3 separate regions of the Homo sapiens genome follow, and regions 2 and 3 are each linked to region 1. Evidence: read pairs that join two places in POLR2A ChIA-PET (ENCODE). Cell type or tissue: MCF 10A. All regions are shown on one strand. Each heading gives the region's core, and the rest is flanking DNA. Links, peaks and the distances in the headings are about the cores only. Region 1 overlaps JAG1 (jagged canonical Notch ligand 1). Region 2 overlaps SLX4IP (SLX4 interacting protein). Region 3 overlaps SLX4IP (SLX4 interacting protein).

Region 1 (8,244 bases), core at 2,053-7,052:
TCGGGGAGGGGGCTGGGAGAAGAAAGCCTTGGTGGAAGAGGAGAGAGACGCAAAGAAACAAGCCCACATCCCTCCATCTAGCCCATCAGCACTATAAGGGAAGATTATAAAAATGTGTTATCAATTTACAGAACAGTTAATACATGAAGTCACTGGCTATGCCCAAAGAGTTTCTTTTTATTCCAAGAGAGAAGTGGTGTGTGCATTCCACCAGACAGCTGGTATAATTTAATAAGCTTCGGATGTGTCTATCTGAATTTTTTTTTTAAAAAAGCTTTCTTGTTCTCCAAGGAAAAAAGAGGCATAGTCACAATAAAGTCAGTTCCTCTCTTACATAAAGGAAAATTAAAAGAAATCTCACAAAAGACCAGTTGATTTACCTGCAGTCACCTGGGAGTTTGCAAGACCCATGCTTAGGACTGCAGCCTTGTCGGCAAATAGCTGTAAAAAACAGAGAAGGGCGTGTCAGCACACTGCCTGTTCCTTGCATCGCCCCGGTCATGAGAATGGCCCATTGCATTAAAGTCTGCAAATTCCACGATTTTAACAGGTCTCATATCAAGTCCCTTGTAAGGAGAGGAAGATGGGAGGGGCCCAAATAACAAAACCAGCTTTAAACTTCAAGGCCTTGTTAGCAGATTCTGAAAACATGATATTGTTTGGGGACAAAATGCAGACAAGTTGACGAGGGAAGGGGGACCTTCGTCCAGCCTCTCTAAACCACAGCTACCCTGGCTCCTTGAGCAGAGCTTGGTCAGTTTCCATTCTGCCCACACCCTTTTCATTAGAAGAAAAAAAGGTATAGATAATCCTTCCCCATCCCACCAGGACACATTCAGATGAGCCTCAGCCTTTAAAAAAAAAAAAAAAAAAAAAAACAACCCATACCAAATGCCTGGTTTGAAAATTCCATGGGACTAACAGAGCCAGCCAGGCTGGACTCATTGGGCAGGCTAATCTGGTGGCCAGATCTGGTGAGACTTTTATAAAGTATCCTTGCAGAGCAATTCTCTACTTCGTTTAAAAAAAAGAAAAAAGTAACTTCTAAAAAATGTCAGTTTCTAAGACCAGGCAACAGTGGCCCATGCCTATAATCCCAACACTTTGGGAGATTGAGGCAGAAGGATAGCTTGAGGCCAGGAGTTCGAGACCAGCCTCAACAACATAGCAAGACTATGTCTACACAAAATAAAAAAGCTGGGTGTGGTGGCATGTGCCTATAGTCCCAGCTACTTGGGAGGCTGAGGCAGGAGGATCACTTGAACCCAGGAGTTCAAGGCTCCAGTGAGCCATGATTGTGCCATCATGGGTGACAAAGTGAGCACCTTATCTTAAAAAAAAAAAAAAACACCAAACAAAAAACCCACACTAAGTGTTAGGTCGTTTAATTTTTAAAACACACTAAAATATGTTAATGAATTCCCCTTTTCATTTGAATTCCAGAAATGCCATCCTTTTTAAACTCTTCTCTCCAATTATTTAAGAAAGCAGTAGTACTACCCGGGAGAGCTGTAAATTCCTTCCCCCATGACCCACCCCTCTCTCATGGTTGAAAAACTCACTTTGAAATTGAGTCTATCAAAACAATTTACCTAATTATCATGTAAAATAAGCAGAGTACATTATTGCTCATGAGGGGATATTATACAGTTAACAGAATTACCCATCAAGTTGCTATGAATTGGAATCACTGAATTCTATAAAGGGACTGGGACAGTAGACAGCACAGAGACTAAAAGTGGGCCCACTCCTACACCAATAGGAAAGCTTGAGCTAACCACATACCTCTCCCCATCAAAGCCATGCCCCCAAAGACACCTAGTGAAAACTTGCTGCAAGGCTACCCTGAATGCAGGGGCTATCATTTCCTATAGGATAGCCTGTTCAGACAACAACTGGGCTGACCTAGTCCTGTCTGGATCTATTTTGGGTCAAGTTCCTTAGAAGCAGAGTCTGAGAAGGGGATCTGGACATAGGTAGAAGGAATTGAGGGAAGCAGATGGGGTAGGGGAAAGAGCTGAGCAAGAACATGGTCTCAACTGGAGTCTGATTTCAGCCTAATCCCAGGGTAAGCTCTAGAGTGCAAATTGTACTACTGTTTTAAGGCAAAGGAAGCTGGGCTTTGTAGCCCTATGTCTGTCAATCACTGACTGTGAGCTGGAGGAATGGGGCATGCACTGGTTTGGCCAAGGACGAGTCTCCTGAGAAGGAGCAGCTGTGAGCTGTTGGCAGCCAACACAGCACCTGGGGGATGGGGATGCCAGTAAAGGGGATCTGGATGGGGCACCAACAGCATCTTCTACACTCCGCATCTTCATACTGCAGGCCCAGAATAACAGCCAAAATCCCACCCCACCTGAGATAGCCGCATGCCACCTGCCTGCTGGTGGGGTGATAAATGGACACTAAAAGCAACAGGCACACGTGCACATGCACACACACACACATACCTCTGTTACATTCGGGGCCCATCCAGCCTTCCATGCAAGTTTTGTTGCCATTCTGGTCACAGGCATAGTGTCCAAAGAAGTCATCTCTGGGGCGGCAGAACTTATTGCAGCCAAAGCCATAGTAGTAGTCATCACAGGTCACGCGGATCTGATACTCAAAGTGGGCAACGCCCGTGTTCTGCTTCAGCGTCTGCCACTGCCGGCTGGGGTTGATCATGCCCGAGTGAGAAGCCTTTTCAATAATACTGTCAGGTTCTAGAGACAAAGTGATGAATCATGTTAATATTCACATTGCAGCCTTCTTCCCTGACCATTTTGGCTTTTTAAAATAAAAACATATGCACCTGCTACAAAATTCTATCTGTTGTAAAAAAGGCAAAGAAATGAAAAGTTTATGCCCCTACCCAGAGACAACCTGTTACCACTTGTTTACCTTCTTTAATGGGTACACAGTATTTCATTGTCTGGAAACACCAATAAATAATTTACCTAGTCCCTGACATGTGTGCATGTGAGTCGTTTGGGCTTCTTACTATTAAACAAAGCCACAGTGAGCATTCCTTGAACGTATCTGCCTGTGTATGGTTCCCACAATGAGATACTCTAGAAATGGAAGTGCTGAATCAGAGTCCGTGCACAACAAATCAACCTCTGTCCACAGTCTCAAACTACCAGTCTGTCCTCCCACCACCCAGGAAGCTGTGTTTCCCAATAACACTGCCAACGTTGTACATTATCAAACCTTCTAATCTATGCCTGATAGGTAAAGAGGTATCTCATTTAATTAGCATTTAACTAAGTGATGGCAAGAGCCCTTTCTGGTAGTTACAAAACCATTTATATTTGTTCCTGTGAACAGCAACAGCTTCTCTTCTCTGCCAACTTTTCTATTACATTGCCATACTGACTTGCAAGTGCTCTTTACATATGAGAGACAGTAGCTCCCTATGGAATGTTGCTCTTGAAGAAATTTCATTATTCCAGATAAAGGTCAGCAATCATTTCTGGTTTTAGGGTTTTATGTCTTGCTCAGAAAAGCTTTTTGTCCATTTCAAAACTCTTAACTGGAAGCCAAGGAGACGATTAAGTTACTTTTTTTTTTTTTTTTTTTTTTTTTTTTACAATTGTTAACATGGCAACCTTTAAAGCCAGCTCTTAAATACCAAGACCTTGAACTTGATGCATTCCACCTTTCTCCTCTGCCCAGAAGGCAGATGGGAGAATAATTCACCAAAGTTTAGACACAGGTAAATTGAGGGGAGGGTTTCTTTTTTCTTTTTGTTTTTTTGAGCCAAGTCATGCTCCTGAAAAAAAATGCTTACTGAGGATAATAAACACCTCGAGCTCAAGCAGCTCTCAGGAGTATGTAGTCCCTGCCCTGAGGCCACTTATCATCTAGTTTGAGAAGAGACAGGTACAAAAATAGCTCAAACATCAGGTGCCAGCAGTTCAGGGGAGGGATCTGAAAAGGCAGCAAGGCACTAAATCAGCACCCCAACCTGGTTTTGTGTTTGTTTTCTTAAACCTGCCAGCACCAACTCTTCATCACCTTGTCAAATTCAAGACCATCTTGGAGAGACAGTTAGGACTGACTTGCAATGTCTTTGTGATTCTTACCCACCCACATGGCTGTTTTTCTAGGCCTCGGGCCAGTGCTCCTTTAAAAAGTGATGCAAGCCCTATAAGTGACCAGGAGAGAAGGGACTCCTGGGTGGCTTCATCCACACACCGCTTCCAACAGGGCCCCAGCGTTCGCCCTCTAGGGCTCTCAAACTGCTGCGTGGGCAAGACAAGCCTTGAACAAGCTCACATACCTGCAGCCTGACACCCCGGCACGCACTGAACCACTTGCAGGCAGGTAACACTTTACTCGTTTTTGCAAATAAACAGAGGCCAAGGAATGACAAAAATGTCTCTCCATTAACTATGTTTGCTCTGCTGGTTCAGTTAAAAAGCATAGTGGGCTATTACCACGCGCTTACAAGATCTTCATAAAAGGGATCGGTTAAACACACTAGCCATGGCTTAAAGGCATCCAGCTTCTGAGGCTGGTATCAACAACAAACAGTTTAGACAAGAGTCCAGGGCAATCCTAGGGGTGCAGGACTGATATGTACTTTTCAGTCATGCAGTAAGCTTTCCACTTATTTCCGGGAAGTGTCGTGCAGAGGATCACTTCAGAATCCTCAGTGGAGCTATGGAGCTGCATACATAATTTCACACCTGCTCAGGGAGGGGGTCGAGCATGTCTGGGTTCAAATACGTCTGCTGCCTGCTTCCTGATCACGCTTTCCTTCAGCTTGGGGCACTGGAAAGGAATCTGTGGCAGTTCGTTTGGCAGTCCAGCCTTGTGACTGGAAAAGGACATCACCATGCCTCCCTGCAATCCCCAGTGCCACGAAGATGAGTCACGAAGAAGCCATGACCGCCTCGCAGGCCAAGGAGGAGGTGATGAAGGGCGAGTCTGAGCATAACCTGGGACCACACCGACCCAAAAACCTGGAAGGGGGCCTTAGCCGAGAAAGCTAAGCTACAGGGAAAACCTGGTCTGAAGTGTGCCTATTTATGTTTACATGTTTATTATGCATTACAGTAAACTGAAACCATTTGCTCTAGGGGAGAAAGAAATTTGGAACTCTATATACCACAGTCCCAAAATGTAATAAAAGACTTTGGAGGACCGATGACAGAAGGACCAGCCTTAAATACTTTCAAATACATAAACAGCACCTAGGCTATATTTGGGCCCGAGTCTGCCTGTGAGGGCTCACTGCAGAGCTGATAGAAGGAATTCTCTGCCCTAAAACTCAGGGCTCTGCCTTTGATTTACATCTGAAGCCAGAATGTTTACAACTCGCTTGGGTCCCACAGGGCAGCCAACTCCGTTTGGGCTTCTGAACATCCTCAGCTTCTGCCCTGTGGAGTGCAGTCCAGAGGGAGTGGCTGAGGGTGAAGAAAGGAACAAAACACTCCAAGTAGCATAAACAGCATGTGCAAAGGTCCTGAGGCCAGAAAGCATGTGATGTAGTTGAGGATAGGAAGGCAACTGCTAGGGTATGGCCAGGCTACAGATACGATGGACAACACGGTGTGTAAGACAAGGCTGGCAGGGAGACAAAGCTGGGCTGCACAGAGCCTTGTGGGCCACATGAAGATCTGTCCCAAGAGCAACAGAAGGCCACCAAGTGGTTGGTTTTTCATAATAAGGGTGACAAGCAAATGTTATGGCTCTGAAAAGACCAGGATGGCAGAAGAATGGAGAAAGCACTAGAGGTGAGTCAGAGCAGATAAAGGTGGACCAGACGAAGGCTACTCTAAGTTCAGTCATGAGCAGATGGTGACTTGGACCAGGGCAGTGGCAGAAGGCAGGCAGATTCAAGTGAAGAGCTGGAGAGATTTTTCAGAACTTGGAGGTGGACTAGGTATGGATGCTAACAGAGAGGGGGTACACAGATCGCCTTCTATATTTCTGGCTTATGGCAATGAGTGTTCAAATATCGGTGCCAGACACCCAGAAGGGGCCCTGGGAAGGGACTGCTTTTGGCAAGAGAAGATCCTGAGTTTGGTTTTGACTGTGCTGAATTCAAGATTCCTTGGAAGCATCATAAAAGAGGCCAAATAGGCAAGTGGAGAAACCATTTCCACCAAACCCATCTCCCTCTTCAGGGTTCACCAAGTGAGTTTTGATAACCTGCAATGGGCACCCTTGAGGTTTAAAAGAACTTTATTCCTACCTCAGTCTTTCTTGTCCTCTTCCAGGGATTTGATTACCCCCCCAGGAGATGAAACATCCTAGAACCCCAAAATCGGGCTACCTGGAAATGCAGACAACTGTGGGTAGCTCTGGACAAGCCCTGGGTTCCCAGGGGACATAACTCCCTGACCTGCGAGGTGACAGGAGGTCCAGGAAAGGTGCTGTGAATGCTGCAGTGTGGCGGGGAGGTCTCTCACATGTCCCTAACAAGTATACTGACCTGGCTCTTATCACAGGCCAGGATCAACCTCAAGCTGTTCACTCTACCGGGTGGATTGTTTCAATAGCTAAAAGGGAGGGGAAAGAACACCATGTCGACACCATACTATTACAGAAGAGCCTATGTCTCCCCCCTCCTCAACCCCTTCTGCCTAACGCTTAGTTACCATTGTAAGCAGGTCACAGTGACATAATGTTCACAGTCCTCAACGTTTGTGGCAGGGAGGGGAGAACAAACAGGTGTCTATGACCCTGACTGGCATCAGCCATAGCCAAGGCTGACAGAGCTTCCCTGCCACCCCCACACACACCCCCCCACGGCATTACAGGGTAGCCCTCTGGGGAGGAAGACTCGAACCTTGGACTTTCATGAGCTCCCCCTCCAGGGAGGATGACATCCAAAAAGCTGGACTTAAGATTCCCAAGCTAGAAGAGTGACCCAAATGGCCTGGGACTCTCTGGCACATCGGAGCTCAGCAATGATTCTGTGGCTCCAAGTAGCCCAATAAGCCAGCCACAGGTGGAAGCTGCCCACGTAGCAGGCACCAAGCCCTCACTGCACCCACGGTGTGCATTCACCATTTTCTGTCAGCAAAAAAAAGCAAGGCAAGGAAAGATGAAAATATATTATTCACAGTGAAAGCAAACAAAAAAAAATGGTAAGATAGAAAAGCAAAAAGTACAAGGCATTCAGAGAACAGAGAGCCAAGACAAGAAGCTGGATCCACTCTTCCTCATGCACAGACCAAGAGATTTCAGTGAGCATCAAGTTTTCCAGCGACCGCAACCCAAACTCTGCTGGCAAAAAGGGAACTTGAAGTTTCGGCTCGTGAGCGAAAACACTGTAAAGTTACAATTAAAGAGCAAGACTACTTTGTAAGCCAGACTATGTCATTTCAATCACATCCTCCATGGCTTATCCACCAAAACCAACCCCTCAGTCCTGAAAGGCAACCTGCACTGAAAACAGAGCCATCTTTCAGAAAGGGACAAGGCAGGTAATGGCTGTGAAGCTCTGGAATTGCGCTTCAATGAAAGGTTTGTGGAGCAGTGTGGGAAACCCGGAGAGACTAGAAGCTCACCTGCCCACCAAGTGAAATTCAAGGTCGGTCTCTAGAGCCCAGCACCACCTTTATGGCTTTATCTTTCTGATGAGAGATTAAACACTCACTTAAAGTTTAAATGGACTTTTAAAAAGTCACTACTTTGATCCTTTAGCAGACTACAAGGTTTTAAAGTTGTAAAACCATTAAGATCTCTATCCCGAAGATAATCTAGGTTTCATAATCAGGGAATGAGTTAACTGGGATTCTGTTCTGGCCACTTAATATTCCAAGCAAAAATCCTAGAAAAGTTAAGGAATACATTCCACTGAAGGTTCACCCTGGGGTACAGGGGAGAACAGAAGGCAAGAGGTGGCAGAAATGCTAAGTACTAAGGAGACAGATCCAGCTCCAACTGGTTGGCCAAGCCCCACACTTCCACGTGTGTTTAGAGAAAAGTCCACAGAAGCGATACTTACGAACGGTGTCATTACTGGAATCCCACGCCTCCACAAGCAACGTATAGGACCTCTGCAAGACAAACAAACAATTTAGCAATTCAGAAACAGGGTCGACTTTCCAAAATCTCGTACATTCTTGGCCTCCCAGAATACCCCACCAAACAAAACCATAATGCCAAAATAAAAATTCTGTTGGTTGTTGCATTGAGTTCCTGGATGTTTAAATCCAAACCAACTCCCCTTCCTTTGTCAGCACTCTTCCCAGGTTGACAAATGACTCCTTTCACCTGGCAGGGACGCACTGGAGTCAACATGCA
Region 2 (8,244 bases), core at 82-5,081, 150 kb before region 1:
CTTCCCAAGAGAATCATGCTGAGGTCAGTGCTGCTATGTGAGGCTCTGTAAGCATTCCTTAGTAGCTCTGTGATGGGTTAATCTCCCTCCTCCCACTCCGAGTCAGGGTGTCACTCCCTTTCCCCTGTGATTCTACCCACAACGTCTGACCTAGTGCCAGGGGCACGGAGTCTCTTTTAACTGCCATGGTAGTTGGCATCAGGTTGTAATTCAGCATTAGGGTACTCTGACTGTGAAATTGTTGTTCCCGGGTCTTTCAATTATTTCTGTTATTCAATTATAAAGATAGTGGGGAACATGGAGATAATCTCATTCCAGCTTATAGTTTTGCAGTTGAAGAAACTAAAGCCCTGAATGGAAAATGACTGAGATCACCGAGTTGATAGTCACCAGCAGAGCACCGTCCCCACTGTGGAACAGTGACCACCATGGGTGAAATTGCTCTGATTTTGGGCTGTAATTTATCTGAACCAGTAAGTTGGACAGCCTTGGCAACACTATAAAGTAGAGGGTCGCTCTCCTGTACCTCATTTCCCAAGTGTGGTAGGATATCGCCTTGATACAGACCAGATTCTCTTCCTGTTAAAGAAAAGTAGTTTGCAGCTGATTCACTATGTGGACGAAGATCCATCCAGAAAGATGTTCATTGCAGCATTGTTTACAGTGGTGAAAAAATGGGGACAGTTGGTCCCGCATTGGGATGATGAATACATTTTTTTTTTTTTTTTAAGCCACAGAGTCTCACTTTCTTGCCCAGGCTGGAATGCAGTGGTGCGATCATAGCTCACTACAAAGCCCTGGCTCAAGCAGTCCTCCCCTTCGGCTTTCCCAGTATCTGGGACTACAGGTGTGTACCACCATGCCTAACTATTTTTTAATTTTAAAAATTTCTTTAGAGGCAGGGCCTTGCTTTGCTGCCCAGGCTGGCCTCAAACTTCTGCCTCGGCCTCCCAAATTGCTGGGATTACAGGTGTGAGCCACTGCACCAGCCTGATGAATAAATTTTGACACAGCAATATAATAGAATATTATGCAGCTATTAACATTCTGTGTACAGAATTTTAAATAACAAGGTCATTGAAAAAGTCACTGGTCATTTTTGAGCCTAATGTTATAATATTAAGTCAAACAGGCAGAATTAAAAGGAAGAATAACAATATAATTTTAAATTTTTAAAATTTCCTTTTTAAAAGAAGAAAATGGTCAAAGCATTTACTAGTCACTCTTCTTGATTGGTGAAGGGAAAGAGGCTGTGTGCCGTCCATGCACTGGATACTACATCTGTCATGTCTGTGACACTGCCATGTGGTTTTTACCCTTGATTTGTATTCAGACTGAACAAATGATCCCCAAGCCCTTAGGGTGCTAAAGAGTGCATGAGCCATACTCCTTGTGGCCACACACACCTTTCATCCTGGATAATGGGCAGCTGGGGCCACAGGCCCATTGTGCAGTCAAGTATCTTGCTTCCTGCTAGTATCAGCGGGGAGCACGGAGCCCTGCTGGTGGAGCCTGTCCAGCTCTACTAAAGATAGAGCAAGCTGCAGTGAAAGAGAGCCTGGCCATGGCCTTAGGTGCCTTGCAAATTATTGTTGTTATTATTATTATTATTATTATTTTTATTATTTTTTTTTTTTTTGAGATGCAGTCTCGCTCTGTCACCAGACTGGACTGCAGTGGCGCAATCTCGGCTCACTGCAACCTCCACCTCCCGGGTTCAAGTGATTGTCCCGCCTCAGCCTCCCAAGTAGCTGGGACTACAGGCGCCCACCACCATGCATGTCTAACTTTTTGTATTTTTAGTAGAGACAGGGTTTCACCATGTTCGCCAGGATGGTCTCGATCTCTCGACCTCATGATCCACCTACCTTGGCCTCCCAAAGTGCTGGGATTACAGGCGTGAGCCATCGCACCCGGCGGTGCCTGGCAAATTATTAATGGGCCCAGGGTGAATGGACGCAGCATGAATTGGGCACACTGTACCTTTGAAGGACCCTGCCAGCCAAAACCACTGGGCCTGTTGTTGGAGACAGGGCCGCTTCCCGGGTGACTTTATCAGAGAACCTGGCTTTGGTGCCGTGTTCTTGTCCCTCCATTTACCTTTTTGGCAAAATGGAACCAAGTTGTGTCCTTATTCTGTTCTGAGTTGATGGTGGTCCTTTAAAACTTAAAAAGTTTGCAATATGTTGTTCTCATAATCTGCTGACACCTATTTACTCTCTGGTGTATCCTACATATTTCCCCGTTCTTAAGATGGGGCTGATGGTGTGCGTTCCCAAAGCTTTCTTCATCATAGTCTCAGATAAAAACACATGGCACTGGCAGTCTTAGTCAGATCCTCACTCTCCTGCAATCCCTTCTGAATCCTCCATGCCATGGGGCTCACACTGCCCTAGGGATACTGTCAGGGATGTTGAACTCCATGAGACTGTCTGTTCACCTGACTCCCAGGCAGACAGTAAGGCGATCAGGCTTTTCCTTAAGTTGAGCTGAAAGCTGAAATCTGCCTCCTTGAAACCTACCTCCAGCTGTTTTAATTTTGCCAGCAGAGTATGTCCAGCTCTTCACCAGTAACAGCAAGCACAAATGACTAATTTAAGAAAAGCAGTACAGCAGCTGGACGTGTTCCATCTTCTTTGATGCTCACCACCTCCCTGTGAGGAAAGTACTCTTACTACCCCAGCTTCGCAGATGACACTTGGAAAACGTAAGGACCCACAGTTAGGTGGCCAGACTGAGAGCAGAGTGCTGAGTCACCACACGGTGCTGACTCACCCTCTTCACGTGACAGCCCTTCCTGTGTGTGGAGACCACAGTGGTTTTCTTCTTCTCTAGTAAATAGTTGAGTTCCTTTGACCATTCCATGTGTAATAATGTTCATTAAGTATGAAACTAAAATTTATTGAAATTTAACATGAAATTGTTGCATAGTAAAAACTCATGCCTATCATAAGAGAAGTAATTTGGTATTTTTTTCTTGTCAGATAATAGCATACAAATGTGAGATTATGGGATTGGAAAGCAATGTCTCTGAGTTACTTGAGTCTAGAACAGGGGTTGGCAAAATTTTTCTGTAAATAGCCAAATAATACATCCTTTAGACTTTGTGAGTGATAGAGTTTCTGTTGCATTAACTCATCTCTGCCATTATTGCACAAAAGCAGACATAGGCAATATGTAAACAAGTGAGCATGGCTGTGTTCTAGTAAAATGTTATTTGCAAAAACAGGCAACAGCTGGGTTTTGACCTTGGCTTATAATTTTCACTTAATGGGGTTTTTCTTGATAATGAGAAAGAATTTACAAGTGGGTGCTAAGTAGGAGAATCCTAGATGTTTTGTTATAATTATTAATAGCACCCCTTTTTAGTTTCAAAAATGTCTTGGTCAATAAATTAACGTATTGTCATCCTGGTATTATGTCACTTTAAGTATTTTTTTTTAAAGAGATGGGTTTTGCTCTGTCAACCAGGCTGGAGTTCAGTGGTACAATCATACCTCTTCTGGGCTCAAATGATCTCCTGCCTCAGCCTTCCAAGTAGCTAGGACTACAGCTGTGCCCCACCATCCCTGTCTAATTTTATATATATATAGGTGTGTGTATATATACATTATATATATATAAAATATATATAGTATTATATATTATATATAGTATATATAGTATTTTTTATATATAGTATATATATTGTGTATATATATTTTATATATAGTATATATAGTGTATATATATTTTATATATAGTATATGTATTGTGTATATATATTTTATGTATATATATACACACACACACTCTATATATATATATATATATATATATATATATATATATATATATAGTTGTTGTTGTTATTGCCTAGGCTGGTCTTGAACTCCTGGCTTCAAGCACTTCTCCCTCCTGCCTTAGCTTCCCAAAGTGGTAGAATTTCAGGTGTGAGTCACCACACCCAGCCACTTTAAATTTCTTAATGAGACTAAGGTGAAATAGAAACTTTGGTTTATGTCCTTACCATGGTCAGTCATTTTTTGTTACAACAGAACTTTTCTGCATCAGGTGACTTTTCCATAGATTTCTATCCTGTCCTAGTCCAGGAAGAGGTCCTGGCAGTGAAGGAAAACTCAAGGAGGGAAAACGAAGACCTCCTAGAGGAGCATCCCTAGCTTACTTTTTGGGAGTAGTGCCTGTGTGCTGGACACTGTACCAAAGGCTTTATATATGGCCTATCTTAGGAAACAGCTGCTAACCCCAGGAGTTAAGTATGATTATTATTTCAGTTTTACTGACGAGGAAACTGAAGCACAGAAGCTTAGGAAATTTGCCTAGGGTCACAGAGCTGGAAATTTGGTTTGGATTCAGGCCTACACTGTCTGGCTCCAGAACCCAAGCTGGGAGATTGAACAGGTGTGAAATAATTAAATCTAATAAATCAGTCAAATCAAAGCAGGAGAAGATTGGGATGAGGTTAAGAGGTGGAAGACATACCTCTCATCCTATCCATCTTAGGTACAAACATCATGGAAGTCGGGGGTATTAGCTGCACCTTTTCATTACAAAATCCTTAGGCCTGCTGGTTAAGAGAAATCTCAGGGCACTGGAGAGACTTGAGGGCAGAAGATGCCAGGTGGGCAAGGGCATCCTTGGATTTAGGAAGAGTAGGAGGCTGCCTTTTGCATTAGAGCTGCCTCTGGCATTCCCAGGGTTTTGTCTGGCTGGGCCCAAGGGCTAGAAGGACTGGAGGAGTCCTAGCTGTGCCTATCACTGGCCATTGCCCCTCTGCAGCAGAGTAGTCAGTATGCAGCACAGCATCTGCCTGGCACTTAAGATGTGCATCTCTGTGGGACACCTGTGGCTTCTAGCGAGGACAGTGGAGGGAGAGTGGCCCACACTAGTCTCTGGACTCTTATACTTTAGGCCCCCTACTTCTAGCTCAGTGATTTAAGGAGAACACCAAGTTGTACATAATTTTCAAAGGGAGGGGAGTTGCCTTCTTTAGATAAACCTATGCCAAAAGGAAATCTTTAAAAATAATTCCCATCAGCTCTTATTATTTCTGGGTGGTATTTTTTTGTACATTTTCCAAAGCAGTGACCCTAACCACAATGAGGACAGTCATTTGGAGCTTTTGCAAGCTACTCATTCAAAGAAAAGTGCAAAGAAGGGTGCCTCTAGGTTTGGTTACAAAACTCTACCGGGGAGTGGGAGGTGAGAGTGGGAAACCGGTGAATATGCCTCCTGGCCCCAACTTTTTAAAATGTATCCTTTGAGGTGTATTCTATTTGGTGCATTTTCCCAGATTTTGAATGTTGCCCCAGGACAACTGTCTTAAGTTCGTTTTGGCATCAGGACAAATGAGAGGATGTTTCCTGTTTGCCTGACTCTTGCCCCAACTTCTTTCTCTGTTCTGTTAAGCTCTTGGCTAAATTCTTTCCTCTTGTATTCCACATTTTAACTGACATTAGGGCACCAAGTGCAAAAATCTGCAAACAGTTAGCTTTCCTGTTTGAGCATTCTGGTCAGATTATGCTGAAGTTAAAGTTCTTGTAGCACGGAAGGATCACCCTCTGTACAATGCATTAAGTATTTAATAACTGTACTAATAATTACAAACACTTTTAATGGGCCACTTGGGAGCCTTAATGTGGTTAAAAAATGTATTTCTTCTCTGTCAAGTTAACTTGTGTCAAATTGAGAGAAATTCTTCTAAGCAGCTTTGAAAGGTTTGAGCTTCATAAGCCTAGGAGCAAGTAGCATATTGTGAAAGTAGTTTTTATGTAAGAAGAGACAACAGAAATAGGGTGAGTATTAATGTAGTGCTTTGTACATTTCCTTTATAGTTTTGTATTTTTTAGGTGGAGAAGTGTCCCACCACCCTGTTGCATCCGCTGTATGTCAGGTTAAGCAATTTTTAGTAGGATTGGCAGCAAAACCAACTTTGGAACACAGGACTCTCTGGCTTCAAGATCTCTTCTTTGGGAATGTGGACAATTTGGATTTGGCCATTTTTGAAGTATTTTAGAAAATAGGACACTCTTGAGGGGCAGAATTGAAGGTCGATGCGTCTTTTGTTAAATTCACATTTATTTGTAAGTTGAAGCTTTTTTTTTTTTTTTTTTTTTTGAGACGGAGTCTTACTCTTGTCACCCAGGCTTGAATGCAGTGGTGCAATCTCGACTCACTGCAGCCTCCACCTCTTGAGTTCAACCTGTTCTCCTGCCTCAGCCTCCCAAGTCGCTGGGATTACAGGCAGCTGCCACCATGCCCAGCTAATTTTTATATTTTTAGTAGCGACGGGGTTTCACCATGTTGGCCAGGCTGTTCTCGAACTCCTGATCTCAGATGATCTGCCAACTTCAGCCTCCCAAAGTGCTGGGATTACAGGCATGAGCCACCGTGCCAGACCTAGCTGAAGCATGTTTTTGAGAAATTATTTTCTGGTGAAACAGGTGTGCCTTTGAAGTGATATAGTTGCTTTCCAAAGCTCAGAAAGAAAGTATTAAAACAAGGATAAAGTCCTATAATGTAATTACCAGTTTTACTTTGTTTTGGCTTATTTAAAAGTGTTGGCTCCTTACTCCAAATGAGATCCAGTCAAAACACTTACAATTATAGTGTGCATACATTAAGGACTTAAGAAACTGTTATTTCTCAGGTATTTGGAAGGAAATGATGTCTTCTGGATGAAATTCATGGCATAAGCATAGCTCATTTAGTTCACTAGCCTGAATATTCTATCTGAATGGTAACTTTTTTAAATTTAAAAACTTTGCTTTTAGGTGTATTTGTATGGTTGGTATCAGATGATTATTTCTTTCTGAAAGCTGATATTTTAAGAGAGATAAAGTCTTTACACCTGATTTTGCTGTGTGAGAACAGCTCTCTCACATGTTACTTGAGGTTTTTTTGTTGTTGTGGTTGTTGTTTTGAGACTTGGTCTTGCTCTGTTACCTGGGTTGGAGTACACTGGCGTGATCATAGCTCACTGTAGCCTCTGCCTCCAGGGCTCAAGTGATCCTCCCACCTCAGCCTCTCGAGAAGCTGAGAATACAGGCATGTGCTACCACACCTGGCTAATTTTTGTGTTTTTGTAGAGACGGGGTTTCACCATGCTGTCTGGACTGGTTTCTAATTTCTGAGCTCAAGGGAGCTGCCTACCTCGGCCTCCCAAAATGCTGGGACTACAGGTGTGAGCCTCCATGCCTGGCCTCGTGAGGCTATTTTTATCTGCACCTTAGTATCTGGGATAGTGGTGCCTTCCTAGGCATGGGTAGGTACACACATACACAAAATGTCAATGCTAGCAAGTTTTTATTCTTTGAGGAAAGGTTTAGTTTTTTTAGCTCAGAGAAAGTAAGTTTAGTTTTTCAACTCAGAGAAAATCACCTTATTAATCTTCAACAGATTAATGTTGATTAATGTTATTGAGCAAAGCTGAGGTATGATTCTAAGGTAATGAGGTTTGTCTTCTACTGAGGCTTATAAACTGAATCTTAGGCTGTTACAGAAAAGAAATTGCTGTGGGTTGGCAGCACTGAGGAATGAGCATTCTGCCTTCTAAGACGTATGCTTGTTTGTAAGTGTCTGTTCTGAGATGTTTTGTAACAAATCAGATTCATTGCTTTATAGCCCTTCTTCATTAAGATGGGTCTAACACGGAAAACCTCAGAAGCTCACCCCATCAAAGACAGCTGTGATAGAAATATCAAGTAATAATAAGTTTGCTGCTGTGATTTTTTTCAGAAGGAATTTGCTGGCATCAGCAAAGAAAATTTCAAAGTGGGTTAGGTTGTCTCCATTGGCTTTTATTCATCTTTCCCTTTCACAGAATGAAAAAATGTCTGGGCTGTTATAGCTTTGTTCTAAAGTGGCCCATAATTTTGTCTATGTTTTACATCCCAGTGGATTCCTAAGTCCAAATATGGTATTGCTTCTCAGAGAGGTCTCCTTTTCTTTCCCTTCAATCTATACAATATTTAGTAGATTTATTTTGAGATCAAGATTATCTTTTAGGTCAACCTGCAACTTAAAACCTGCTGGACTAATGTATTTGAATGAGCATGGGAGGAACTATGTATGAACATTCTGATCATTTTACATTGTCAAGCCCTTGCATATAAGAAAGCATTCCTAAGAATTTAAGAAATTGTTCTAAACTGATCATTTCTCTGAACCCCATCTCTTACTGGTTCTTTGTTTCCATAGGTACCATACCAGAAAGACTGTCATCAAACCCTCACAGGGTCAATG
Region 3 (8,244 bases), core at 2,963-7,962, 160 kb before region 1:
TGCTTCATCTTCCCATTTGTATTCCTGGCACAGGAAATATTTAAATATATTAGTAGTATTACCTACAGACAAGACAAATTTTTTGATGTCCGTGAAAATGCTGAAAGGTATGACTATACATGAGAACAAGGTCATTATTTACCCTCCTTTCACAGAGGATAGCATAGTATCCATTTGATTGGAGATAAAAGATATTTTTAAAATGTAGTCCTTTAAAAGTCAAAATGATAAAAGTTAAATATTCTAGGTCTGTTATAATCTATAACCTGGGTTTAACTGGATCTAGAAGAGTAAATCTATGTATAGCTAATCATGATAATGACTGCTGTCAAAAATACAAATAAACCCAATAACTGAATTCAAGGAAATGGTACATGTCAAAGTTGGAAAAAGAAAAGCTGTGGTTAAAACATGGTTATTGTACAATTATTAGATGACTTATTTAAGAAACACCTCTTTTGTCAGGAGACCAGAAGATTATGTAGAACCCTGTCCCTTTATTAGACATTGTGGTCTGAGCTCTGGGTTTAGATAGATGGGGAAGACTTTGAATTTATGATGTTATGTGTCAAAATTCTTTTTTTTTTTTTTTTTTTTTTGAGACTGAGTCTCACTCTGTTGCCCAGGCTGGAGTGCAATGGTGCAATCTCAGCTCACTGCAACCTCTGAATTGTTCAAGCAATTCTCTTGCCTCAGCCTCCTGAGTTGCGATTACAGGTGCCCGCCACCACACCCGGCTAATTTTTTGTATTTTTAGTAGAGACGAGGTTTCACCATGTTTGCCAGGCTAGTTTTGGACTCCTGACCTCAAGTGACCCACCCACCTTGGCCTCCGAAAGTGCTTGGATTACAGGCATGAGCCACTGATGTGTTAAAGTTCTATGTGTGGTTCTCTTCATGTGTGGAAAAAGATGGGGCCAGGCATGGTGGCTCATACCTATAGTTCTAGCACTTTGGGAGGCTGAGGCAGGTGGATCCTTTGAGTCCAGGAAATTAAGACCAGCCTGGGCAACATAGCAAAATCCTGTCTCTGCAAAAAAATTAAAAAATTAACCATGCGTGGTGGTGCACACCTGTAGTCCCAGCTACTAGGAAAGCCGAGGTGGGAGGATTCCTTGAGCCCAGGAGGTCGAGGCTGCATGAGCTATGACTGCACCTCTGCACTCTAGCCTGGATGACAGAGCGAGACCCTGTCTCAAAAAATAAATAAAATAAGTAAATAAAAATATGAACATTTGTAAGGGTCTACCATTGCATGCTTTGCCCCTCATGATGTCTCAGGTACTCATTTCAGGATTCTAATTTGCAACCAGTTTTGTTTTATGGATAATGTTCTTGTTGGAAATGCTTCCAAACTCAGGCTGAATGCAGAGTGTGTTACATAAGCACAGATTAAGGCCATGTCTGCAGGGAGATAATGCATTAGAATCCTGTAGAACCAGTGTTTTCATGTGTTCATTTGGTGTAGGCTTCCTTCCCCACTGCCATGGTGATATTTGATGAAACTAGTTGGTGGCTTAGTTACAGGAATTACACCTGAAAATAAATCGCGAAAGTTCCCATATGAAGCACAAGTTTAGCCATATGTACTTACAATGATGATGGCAAAAATAGGTGAAAAACATTGTAGTTATATAATATTACCATATTTAGAAATGCTAGTGATGGTGGAGGGAGTAATAATGACATTATATAATAATGTATGTATAATCAGTGCAGAAAAATTTCCGCTATACTCCAAAAGAAACTAATGCTTTAATTTACATTTGGTTCTTATTTGTTCTCCCCTCCCCCCACAGTCTATCCTTTCAAAAAAAGATGCTAATGAGTAGTAAAGGAACCAGAGCTAAAAAAGGAGCTGTCCTCATCTGTAAATTCACCTTCCCCAAAGAGCTGCAAGTTGACTGTTTGCAGTTGCCAAAAAGCTGGGGCCCAGCAATAAAGTGCTCAGCCCCCACAGCAATCTCCTTCCTTCAGAGGCGGAACTGCTCATGATAAATACTTCTGCCTCCACAGAAGCCTCCTTGTTTTACCTCCTCTCCGCTGTTGCCACCCCACTTGGTTCTCGAGGGCAGCAGGCAGAGTTGCCCAAGACTTATTGTGTGGCCACAAAGAGATGGCAGTCATGCCAGATGGCAGGTTTTCCTTGCTTCTACTTACCCAGACAAACAGACTTAAAGCAGTCTGGTGGTGAAACAAGAATTGTTGTGGCCATGAAGAAAAGTTCGTGTCAAAATGTATTCATTTCCTTTCATTTTCTTCCGAGACGCAGACAACTTTTTAAAAAAAATCTAGTATTTTGTTATAAGACTTTTAAGCAAATGTACTACTTTTATATGCATGTTTTGAATGCCTATGTAAAAATGTAATGGGCACATTGCTTACAGTACTCTGATGAGAGCACACCGTTTGTCTTTAAATAAACCTAGATGTGATCTTTGGTTTGCATTTAGTTTCAATAAGCCAATTATTGGCAGATTTTTCACTGGGTGGGGCCGAAACGGCGGCTTATTCATTTTTTCTTAAGCATAGATACTCAAGGGGGTTAAGTAACTGCACACCACTGGCAAAGATTTGTAATCCTCAGTGCTAGTAAAGGTGAGGCACTTACCCCTTTAAGTGAGGAGAGATGGCTTCCATTTAATTATTGCTCTGTGGCATTTCTGTGTAGGAAGTGGGAGGCACTGCAGATGCTCGGAGGAGTTGGGAGGCCCATGTGTTTCTGCACTACCTGGTCTCTGTGCCCTCGCCTCCCTTCAGCCTGCCCTCTACATAGCAGCAGAGGATCCTGTGAAACACCAGTCAGATCCCATCACTCCTCGGCTCCAATGCTGGGGTATTGATCCAGGCCATCTTATGTAGAGGCAAAGCCCATGCCCTCAGGCCTTCCGATCTGACTCTTCTCTGTGCATGTGCATGCACACTCACATGTCCCCGCTCACAAACCCACTCACTTTCAACCTCACAGGACTTCTTCGAAGATGCCAGCCTCCTTTTCACAGCCTTTGTGTTTACTACTCCTGCTGCCTACAATGCTCTTCCCCCAGATATTTGCAGCGTGTACTCCCTCTCTTTGGGCATCATTTTCTCTTTGAGGCTTTCCTTGACCACCCCATTTACTCTGTTAACTGCCCCCTCCCCAAAATTTTCTGTCTTGTTCTCTGCCTTATTCTTTTTCATCATACTCAAGTCATCATCTAATGGGCTAAATAGTTTCCTTTTTTTTTTTCTTTTTGGTCTGTCTCTATTCTAATGCAAGCTTCATGAAGACAGGGATTTTTACCTGGTTTATTCACTGCTATCCTCCATGCCTAAAATAATGTCTGGCACATAATAGGTGCTCAGTAAATATTTAGAGAATTTGCCAGTAGTATGTTCTAGTAGCCCTTCACAATGGGCATCTGGCTCTTTAGACCTGATGGCTCATGTTATCTTTCTTGCTATTTGACCTTGATATTGGTGACTGTGAGTCTGGTTCCTCCTCTAGTTGTAGTGCCTTGTGCTGCCTTAGACACACCTCCAGCATTGATACAACTGTTGGCCACCTCACTATGGCCTACCCTGCCATCTGTCCTCCCACATTCCCTTATATCAGCAGGGTTCACTCTGGGTATGAATGGGACTCTTCTGTATGCCAAGGTTAAGGTAGGACCCAAGGGTGTATATGATGCAGTCCTTCTGAGTCTTCAGGCCTGCTGTCCGCCAGAGGTCTACAGGGTTAAACTAGCCACTGAGTCTCCCTAACAGCTGGCGGGTGACTGACTGGCAGAGTTTAGTATAGGTGGCCTAGAGGTGTGGCTGGGTTGGATGGACCATTGAAGCAACCTAGAAAGTGTGAGCCAGACATTGCCAGGCACCCTTAAGAAGTAGCCAAATGTGCTGTTTTCTGTGGACCTGCTCTTTGGACCAGCCTGCTGCCACCTTGCCATGGGAGGATTTGATGTGTGTGCCCTATGCTTTTGCAAGCAGCTTTGCTTTCCTCTGAAAGGCATCATCTCTGTTCACAAATGACATGACTTCGTTTCTTAGCTCAAGGCAAAATTTGCTCTTTGAGTTTGTTTCCTAGGGCTGTTGTAACAAACAACCACAAACTGGGTGGCTTTAAACAATAGATATTTATTGTCTCATGGGTCTGGATGCCAGAAGTCTGATATCAAGGTGTTGGCAGGGCCATGCTTTCTCTCTGAGGGCTCTAGGGGAGATCCTTCCTTGCCTCTTCTAGTTTTGGTGTTTGTTGGCAACCCTAGGCCTTCTTGGGTTTGTAAATGCATTGCAATCTTTGCCTCTGTCATTACACAGCTCTTCTCTCTGTGTCTCTGTCTTCTTCTCTTAGAAGAACAACAGTCATATTGGATTAAAGATCTACCCTAATGAGCTCATCTTAACCTGATTACAACTGCAAAGACTATTTCCAAATAAAGTCACATTCACAGGTATTGGGAGTTAGGACTTATCCTAATATCTTTTGGATCTTATGATATCCAGTTCAGCCCACAATTAAACCCACAATGCTCTTCGTGAGAAAGAAGCAGCAGCCATGAAGAAAGCCTAGATATTTTTAAGGGTGGAGAGCGCTCTTGACCTTTCCTTTGACAGCCTTGAGCTTCCCTAAATACTGTTGTCCTCACTGACTGGCTTGTCTTAGGAGTAGGGTTTTTGATCTTCAAACCTTGGAGTGCAGTTCAGTAAAGTGAGACAAGCATACCTTCTGTCTCTGAGGTCCAGGAGCACTGGAAGAGTGGACAGATTAATTGTGAATAGAGAATGCCCTGAAAATACAGGAAGAACCACCCTCCTGCAGATGTAGCTCTGGTCCCTTGTGGGAGCCCCTGGACCTTCGGTGAGGCAGATCTGGAAGGCTACAGCAGGGGATGTAAAGAGCCCCTTCCTAGACCCGCTTCCTGGCCCATTATTCTGCCCTTCCAAATGTATTCCAAGGGCTCCTCATTTTGATCATTGCTCAGTGGCATTGTTGTAGAGGAAGTAGGAGGGTGCTTGGTGGAGTTTGGGAGGCCCATGAATTTCTGCACTTGGAGAAATGTTAATGTTGAGCTTATATTTCTCTCCTTGCAGCACAGAAGACCATTACTAGGTCTGTGTGTAGAAGCCCAAGCAGTTAGAGGGGGCCTCTGCGAGGCTTGTGGGATTTTTCTGGCCAGAAGATGGGCCATGGTGGAGGAAGGCCATGTTAAATGGCTGTGATCCACTGCCTATAGGGAAGAGTACGCAACACACACCCAGGAGGGCTTAGGTAGCCGGAACTGTGGCGGCTCCATACCCCCAAAGTGAATTTTAAACTTGACTTATTTATGCCGTTCTCATAGCAACAGGAAAACTGTTCCGACCTATAGCCACGGAAGACTCTGTAAAAGAAACTGTAGGAGGAAAAAAAGATAATGCCAGGAAAAAAAAAAATTTAATGAAGTACCATTCTTTCACTTATTCAGTCAACTGAGAATAACAGTTTGTGCATTTGGCAATCAAATGGGAAGTGGCATTTCGTGTTGCAACATGAACCTGCTCACATTAAGTGATTTATTTTTTTGTTTAGACACACTGTACTGAGAACTTTCTTCAAGTAGAAAGCTATTAAAAATGTGAGAACAAGCAGTCCTCACTAACCTGAAGCATTTGGGGACTTAGAGGAATGATAAATGCAAACAGCCCAGAATCCAGAAACTGTCTTGAACATTTAAACTCTAGACTCTGGGAATGTGTGCATGTCTTCAGTTAGTCAGATGTAGATAATTTTTCTTTCTGTGAGGTCTCTTTTCACTTATATCTTGTCTGGACAGGGTGGAGCCCCTGCTTAAATTCTATTTCTAGCTTGAAGAAAGACTAAATTATTGTAGACCAAAGCCAGTGCTACTCGGAAAATGGAAAAGACATAGGAGACAGGGCATGTCTTCTTTAGCCCGACTGTGAACTTAGGGCCCCTCCTCTGGTGAGTGCTCCTGGGAGGTTGCACAAGGCTTATGTTCAGCTACTGGGCCAAGCTGAAGGAACGCCTCTCATCTCTCTCATGTTTGTACTGAAGATCCGTGTTTGGTAACCATTTCATAGATCTTTTCTACCACTTGATCCTGGGCTTGTAGTTAATGCTGTGCTCAGCATATTTCTGTGTGATCTTGATAAGAAATCTATTGGCCAAAGACCTTGTGAGCTATTTCTGTCCTCTGTCTCTCTCATCTTCTATTTAATATGTTTGTCTGTATTATATACGTATAAATATAACCGAGTTGTATTACATTAATTCTTTTTTTTTTCAAAAATATATTAAAATTATTCCCCTTTTCTAACCTGCCCATTTATGAGCTCTTGCACGGTAACATCTTGATTCCCATTTTGGCTGAGAAACTACATAAACTAGTTTATTGCATGCTGCTCCATTTTGTATTCATGGTTATGATATTGAAACTTCAGGACCACACACAGATAGCATAGTCTCTGGCCACTTAAGCATGTAAACAGTCTGGCTTTTTATAAAGTGGAAAAATATTTCTTGTGCACTATTTTAACATGATCAGCATGTTGAAACTTGGTGTGCAACTGTGTCAACATTTCTTTGGCTCTGAGGAGCAAACCCGGAGAACCTCATGGTAACATATAAAATGCAAAGCTGGTTTGTTTACTACTGGGATTTAGGCAGCAATTAGAGTCTGTAGTTGACTTCCAAACTTGGGGTACAGAATAAGTGAAATAATTATTTTTGCATCGCGATTATGCTAGCTAAAATAATGATTCCTTTTCAGATGGCTAAGATTCTTTCAGGGAAGCAAAGGAAAATGGGTGGCTGGATTACAATGCAGTTTCTTTATTGAAAAACCCACATTGGACCCAGCTTGACAGTGTTTTCTTTTGTTTCATAAATTTACTGAACACCTCAAATGTGTCAAATCCTTTTCTACATGCTAGGCATGTGAATTTAACAAGACAGACAGGCCTTATGTTGTTTGCTCAAACTCTCTGGCTCTCTTGAAGAGAAACAAACACTAAATAAGTAATCAGGTAAACAAGAAGATGTTTATGATTGCTATGAAATTCAACATGAGATGTTTACCAAGGGCACTGTTGAGACCCTTAGGATGTGTCAGTGAACAAAACAAATGCACATTTTCTTCTCTTAGGGGTCTCACATTCTAGTACAGGAAACAGACCATAAACAATAACTGGAATAAAGACATAAATTGTAGAGCATGTTCATAAGCAGTCAGTACTATCCAACAGGAAAAAGCAGAACCAGGTGAAAGGTATCAGGAGGAGTGAGGCAGCAGGGGGTGTGGGAACGGACAGGCTGCAATTTTATTTTTATTTGTTTATTTTCCCGACTTTATTGGGATATGATTGACAAATAAAAATTGCATATATTTAAGGTGTACAATGTGATGATTTGATGAACTTACACATTGTGAAATGATTACTGCAATCTGGCTAATTAACACCTTCATCACCTCACATTTTGTGTGTGGTGGGGCGGTGAGAACACTTAAATTCTACTCTCTGGGCAAATCTCAAGTGAAGCTGCAATTTTAAATCAGGTGGCTGGGGAAGGCCTGCTTGAGAAGACTTGAAGAGATGAGGGAGTTAGCTCAGATGTGTCTCAGGGACAGTGTTCTAAGCCTATGGGAGGCCAGTGCCTTTGACAAGCAAGGAGGCAAGTGCCTTTTAATGAGGATATGCGATTTGAACTAAAACCCGGAAGATGTGAAGAACCCGTCATGTGTAGAGTTAGGTGGGAGTGCCCCAGGCAGAGGAACAGCAGGGCCAAAGACCAAGACAGGAGAGGAAGAGGCCACTATGACTGCCCCTTTAAAGTGGGGAGATGAGGTGGGAAAGGTGGGAAGAGATTGCTCAGGTAAGGTTGTATAGTCCACGGCAGGGGTTTGGGTTTTACTTTGTGTGAAATGAGTTGTGGAAGAGGAGACACCCTCTTCTGATTGCCCATCTCATAAGAGTTCAGAGAGGAGAGGAAGAATGAACCCAGCATAAACTTACCCTGAGGACCAAAAACCTCATGAGGGTTGGGATTTGATCTGCTGGTTTACCACTGCATCCTAGCAGTGCAACAAATACTAGGCCCAGGAAAGCAGTCAGTATTTGCAGGGATAGACACATGGATGCATGATTTAGTGACATACCTCCTGGGACAGAAGCCTATTATCTTTTATTTTTTGAGATATTTGGAAAATGCAAAGAAAAAAGAAGTCTCAAGAATAATATAACAGCACTTTATGCCAACCACCC

What was found. Peaks named below come from ENCODE experiments on the same cell type or tissue, not always from the same donor. Only the 100,000 strongest peaks of a DNase experiment are listed, where the experiment ranks them.
Region 2: POLR2A ChIA-PET joins it to region 1 with 7 read pairs; 7 of 35 experiments call an interaction of 5 or more read pairs at or near these places.
Region 3: POLR2A ChIA-PET joins it to region 1 with 7 read pairs; 7 of 35 experiments call an interaction of 5 or more read pairs at or near these places.

What each region holds. Positions count from the first base shown.
Region 1 is chr20:10,656,018-10,664,261 of GRCh38, forward strand. It overlaps JAG1 (jagged canonical Notch ligand 1), which reads right to left. Exons shown (of 26, transcript NM_000214.3): 3 at 7,946-7,997; 4 at 2,451-2,705; 5 at 381-441. Among named protein-coding and RNA genes, the nearest start is that of MIR6870, 10 kb to the left of the region's middle. In MCF 10A, for the core only: no CTCF peak of the experiment used is centred there; a DNase peak (open chromatin) is centred at 4,854.
Region 2 is chr20:10,508,985-10,517,228 of GRCh38, forward strand. All of the region lies in intron 2 of SLX4IP (SLX4 interacting protein), which reads left to right. Among named protein-coding and RNA genes, the nearest start is that of SLX4IP, 78 kb to the left of the region's middle. RefSeq lists enhancers at 2,437-2,916, 2,657-2,951. In MCF 10A, for the core only: no CTCF peak of the experiment used is centred there; a DNase peak (open chromatin) is centred at 2,707.
Region 3 is chr20:10,499,554-10,507,797 of GRCh38, forward strand. The region is part of intron 2 of SLX4IP (SLX4 interacting protein); the gene reads left to right. Among named protein-coding and RNA genes, the nearest start is that of SLX4IP, 68 kb to the left of the region's middle. RefSeq lists an enhancer at 7,651-7,790. In MCF 10A, for the core only: no CTCF peak of the experiment used is centred there; DNase peaks (open chromatin) are centred at 5,518 and 5,958.